2 separate regions of the Homo sapiens genome follow, and region 2 is linked to region 1. A link is a contact called in ENCODE Hi-C data. All regions are on one chromosome and are shown on one strand. Each heading gives the region's core, a stretch centred on a gene start or an enhancer-like site at or near the end of the contact. The rest is flanking DNA. Distances are from core to core; before and after follow the strand shown. Region 1 overlaps OSBPL10 (oxysterol binding protein like 10). Region 2 overlaps CMTM7 (CKLF like MARVEL transmembrane domain containing 7).

Region 1 (2,640 bases), core at 69-2,568:
TGGCTCACACTTGTCATTCCAGCACTTTGGGAGACTGAGGCTGGCAGATTGCTTGAGCCCAGGAGCTTGAGATCAGCCTGGGAAACATGGTAAAACCGTCTTTACAAAAAATACAAAAATTAGCCAGGTGTGGTGGCATGCATCTGTAGTCCCAGTTACTTAGGAGGCTGAGGTGGGAGGATTGCTTGAGCCCAGGAGGCTGAGGCTGCAGTGAGCTGTGATCAAGCCACTGCACTCCAGTCTAGACCCTGTCCTCAACAGCAACAACAACAACAACAGAATCACTTCTGCTTGGTAAGGGGGAAGCAGTGCCCACTCTTTGTGTGTGTGGGGGTATTAAATAATATAATGTGTGGCAACTGAGTGTTGGACACAGCAAGGCTCTGCAGATGTTATTTCCTGCCTTGCTTCTGTCCCGTGGAGAGGTTCTGAAACCTTTCTGCATATTAAAAGTATCTGAGGACCGGGCGCGCTGGCTCACGCCTGTAATCTCAGCACTTTGGGAGGTTGAGGTGGATGGATCACGAGGTCAGGAGTTCAAGACCAGCCTGGCCAAGATGGTGAGACCCCCGTCTCTACTAAAAATACAAAAAAATTAGCCAGGCATGGTGGTGGGCGCCTGTAATCCCAGCTACTCAGGAGGCTGAGGCGGAGCATTGCTTGAACCCTGGAGGCGGAGGTTGCAGTGAGCCGAGATTGCACCATTGCACTCCAGCCTGGGCTACAGAATGAGACTCCGTCTCAAAAAAAAAAAAAAAAAAAAAGTAGGAAGATTTTACAAAAATTTCATCACCAGATCCCATCCTGGACCAGTTGAACCAGAATATAGGACCCTTCCCCGACAGCCACAGTTTAAAGTCACTGATTAGTACCTGAGAGAATCATCTTCACACATATTATCACCACTAATTCTAATAACCACACAAGGCGGGCAGGTTTTAGTAATATTTAATATTTAGTAATATCAGAGCCAACTGATGTTGGGGGGACATTCTAACACAGGTCAGTCTGATTCCAAGTGCCACATCCTTCCTACTATTCTGTGTTCCCTCTGATCCTTTCGTGTGAATGGATTTTACATAGTAGTATGATCATCCCTTCATTCAGTTGTTGATTCCTTCTCATTGCTCCCCATGCTGTGCCTGAAGGTACAGTGGGGACTATTGTAGATGGGTTCCTGCCCCAAGTTGCTGGTGGGCTAGGAAGAAGATGCACAGCAGTGGTTGAACTGCAGCATGCAAAGTGCTCTCACGGAGCGTGACGAGGGATACGCCTGGATGTAGGGTGGGGAACTCTTTTGGAGGAAGTGCCACCTGGTTAAGATCTAGGGTGAGAGAGGAAACATGACTCTTGAAGGGAAGTGAAAGAAGCTCAGAAGGTGAAAACAAGAAAAGAACCTGGACAAACAGATGAATTTATCACTTGAATAGTTTTGCCTCACTGAAGAAAACATATTTCTTAATCCACCTAATGTGTACTAAGGCATGGCTTTCCACTTTGCACCAGGATTCTTTATTTGCATTTGCAAAATAAAACAAAATGCTTTATCGTAGGTTTTCTATAAATTCCAAATTTCATTGAATTTAAGAGTCTTTTGTTTAATATGACTATATGTTAACATGTAAATAAGTTTGTCTTTAGAGCTAACAAATCCTAATAAACAATACTCATTTCCCACCACTCATGGAAGGCACAGATTATAGTAGGAGTTCTGTAAGAGTTGCACACTAATGGAGTTTTAGGCAGGGATTCTTGAATCTTGTGAATTATATCTAATTTTTTTCTTCGCTGGTGGAAATCTTAAGAGTATAGCACGGTGTTAAAGCATGGGTTTTAAAGTTAATGAAAAGCTTAGTTTGTCACTTTCACTTAACTGGATGTGTAAAGTTATCCTACCTTTTTAACTCTCAGTTTCTTCATCAGTAAAATGGGAATAATAATAAATACTCCATATAATTTAAATATATAATTATATAGTTTAAATTAACATTTATATATTAGTTTCTATTTTTATAATTGTATACAATCATAGAATAAATGATCTAAATAGCTTTTTTCTAATATTTGAAAAATATAATTGATTTATATTAAAGAATATATGCAATCATATATGTAACAGAGCATAAGAAAATGAACAGGCATGAGCTCACCATTCACTCTAGGAAGGATAATATAACCACTAGTAGCTCATCTGCCCAAGTATTCTTCTTCAACTCAATCCTTTCCTCCCCTCTTTTAGGTAACCACTAACTCTTGAGTTTCAAGTTCATCATTCCTTCACCTTTGTATAATATAAAGTATTTTTATAATAGATATTTTACAAAAATAATGTGTGTTATCTCTCTGTATTATTTAGTTTTGTTTCTCAGTTTTATATTTTTAAAAGGATGTTGTATATAGTTTTCTGCAAGTCTTTTTTTTTTCCCGTTTTGTTTCCAAAATTGATTCCCGTTATTGTGTCTAACTTCAGTGCATTTCTTTTCAATGCTGTATAACATTCTTTGTGTGACTATGTCACAAATTTTTTATCCTGGTGATGGGTATTTAGGTTGTTCACCATTTCTTCCTCTGTGAACGGTGTTACTGCTGTGTGTAAGTTAGTATGTATCTCCCAGTACACACACGCAAGAATTTCCTTGT
Region 2 (2,640 bases), core at 1-2,500, 480 kb before region 1:
AGCTGGGTGTGGTGGCGGGCGCCTGTAGTCCCAGCTACTCGGGAGGCTGAGGCAGGAGAATGGCGTCAACCTGGGAGACAGAGCTTGCAGTGAGCCAAGATCGCGCCACTGCACTCCAGCCTGGGCGACAGAGTGAGACTCCGTCTCAAAAAAAAAAAAAAAAATACACTGCTCCAGCCAGCCGTGATGGCTCACGCCTGTAATGCCAGCACTTTGGGAGGCCAAGGCAGGTGGATCACTTGGTCAGGAGTTTGAGACCAGCCTAGTCAACATGGTGAAACCCTGTCTCTACCAAAACATAAAAATTAGCTAGGTATGGTGACGCATGCCTGTAGTCCCAGCTACTCGGGAGGCTGAGGTGGGAGGATCACTTGAACCCAGGAGGTGGAGGTTTCAGTGAGCCGAGATCATGCCACTGCACTCCAACCAGGGTGACAGAGTGAAACCGTATCTCAAAAAAAAAAAAAAATACACTACTCAATAAGCTTAGAGAAAGAATTAACAGTCATTAAGACAAAAGAGGGGAGGGGGAAAAAAGGATTCAGATTTGCAGTCATCACTCTTCCCATAAAGGCATGAGAGGAAGTTGTGAAATTATTCTTTTTATTTTTAAAACTATAAAATAATAATTCTGTTTAATAAGCAATTCGAGCAGTGTGATACACAATGGGGCTTCATTCAAGAGTAGACAACGATTTTTGGTTCCTTTCGATAAACTGAATGAAAGTGCAATAGTTCACATTCTGACCACAGCCAGACCAAACGATGAGGCTCTACATTCACAAAAGTTACCAGTGCAAATACCAGCGCAGAGCCTTGGTGGGAGCAGGTCTGGTGCAGTCAAGCAAACCCTGGCTGGTGTCTGAGTGGGGCCAGGTGGGCCACAGGTGGGCAGCTGTTATCTGCGGCTTTCCACGACTCTCAGGTGCAAGGTGGGCTGAACACAGCTCATCTAAGTCTCTGTGAAGAATAGAAGAAACCTTCTGGAGCAATGACGATCAGGATTGGCTGGAAAAACAACCAAGCTGCTTGGATCAACTTGGTAGAGAAAAGAGCCTGAGGTGTCTGGAAATATGTCTGGCATGGTATAATTTTACAAGCCAAACAAAGATGTTATGTAAGCAGAAAAAGGAGCAAAAGGGCTCACACTAAGATGAGACTGACTCCTTACAGCCAAAGCCCAGGCCGGCTTAGCCCCCAACAGGGAAGCCGCCCCACAACACCTCAGCTTCGCTCCTTTCTAAACCTCTTTCCTGCCTGAATCTCACAGACACCCTTGACTTCCTGCTCTCTAGAGGCTCAGCAGACACTTAAACCCCTTCCTAATTGACAGTTCATTGAAACTCCTGTTTATTTTACATTTCTCCTCCATGAGGTACCCCGATCTGGTTAGTATTGAGATGAGGAAATGAAGGAAAAATTCAAGGTCAGGCAGGTGGCCCCAGGAGTCGGACTCTGAGGCTGCAGGGAGGACTGAGGCTGCACTCTGGCCACCTCTGGCAATGGGGTTTGTTGCAAAGGGCCTGGGGAGCCCTCTCAGCACCTCTCAGGCAGGCTTTGGAGAGAGCTGGTGGGCCTTCCTCACTGCTCAGGGTATAGCCACAAGCGGGCATCCTTCTCTCCTGCTCCTGTGTGTCCCTGCCATGTATTCTGGGACCAAGCCCCTCTCACAGCACACTCTCCACAGGAAGGACCGTATTTACCCATCACTTCATGGGCCTCAGACCTTCCTTGTGTCCAGACTATGAACAATGCAGTCTCTGCCCTAGCCAGTTTGGCCCAGGGTTAGGTGATGCCACATACTGGCATAGCTTCCTCAGAAGAGGCTATGGGCATGACAGACACTTAAGAGTTTGATCTAATGAGACTTCCTATCCTAAACACTACAGAGGTCTAATACAAAGTCCACACAAAATGAAGCTCACAGATCACGCCAAGGAATAGCCCCAAACTCCCTTTCCAACGTCTGCTTCTACTTTCCCATGCGTGACCCATGTCCAAATTGAAATAGACTACAGGTCATTCTCTATCCTTTAATCTGCCCCCTGCCAAACTCCTGCTTCTAGATCAGATTTCCAATAGAACTTTCTGTGATGATGGAAATGTTCTCTACTTGTGCTGTCCAATATGGCAGCCCATGGCCTCCTGTGACTACTAAGCCTTTATAATGGGCTAGTGTGACCAAAGAACTGAATTCTTAATTTGATTTTCATTAATCTAAATCTATATAGCCCTCATGTAGCTAGTGGCTATGGTATTATACAGTCCCAGACTGTCTAAGAAGCACTCTCTTGCCCTCCTGGTCCCCATACCGAGGGCACCTCTCCCGCCCACCCTTTCTCTAGCATCTGCCACAGCTCCTTCCAGTCTCATTCTCATGCCCTTCATGAGAAGAAACTTCCTTCAGATCCAGGCAGGGTTTGGGTTTCTTTGGATCTCACAAGGCAGCCACTCAATAAAAGAACTCACTACGTGTTTGTCCTGCTCAGTGGGACCAGACCTTTGTCCCTCCTTAGATTAAGTATTGGGCTTCTAGGAAGGGCTACTCAGCTAGTCTGGAGAAGTCAGTAACCTTTCATAAATAGCAGCCAGGGAGTGGTCCCTCCAGCCATGCCCTGAGTTCATTTCTGTGTAAACCCA

What was found. Hi-C counts contacts between places; a loop is a spot of excess contacts on that map. Pooled maps may share reads with other maps.
Region 2: a loop to region 1 is called in a pooled map, with 3 times the contacts of the local background. The contact joins two enhancer-like sites. A Hi-C loop is called at or near these places in 5 of 37 single-sample maps with no recorded cell type and 4 of 50 pooled maps.

What each region holds. Positions count from the first base shown.
Region 1 is chr3:31,951,054-31,953,693 of GRCh38, reverse strand. The region is part of intron 1 of OSBPL10 (oxysterol binding protein like 10); the gene reads left to right. Among named protein-coding and RNA genes, the nearest start is that of OSBPL10, 29 kb to the left of the region's middle. RefSeq lists an enhancer at 1,135-1,184. Within about 2 kb of position 1,318, at least 3 of the 41 ENCODE cell types and tissues checked have a DNase peak (open chromatin) inside an H3K27ac peak, as active enhancers do.
Region 2 is chr3:32,427,126-32,429,765 of GRCh38, reverse strand. The region is part of intron 1 of CMTM7 (CKLF like MARVEL transmembrane domain containing 7); the gene reads right to left. Among named protein-coding and RNA genes, the nearest start is that of CMTM7, 37 kb to the right of the region's middle. Within about 2 kb of position 1,250, at least 7 of the 41 ENCODE cell types and tissues checked have a DNase peak (open chromatin) inside an H3K27ac peak, as active enhancers do.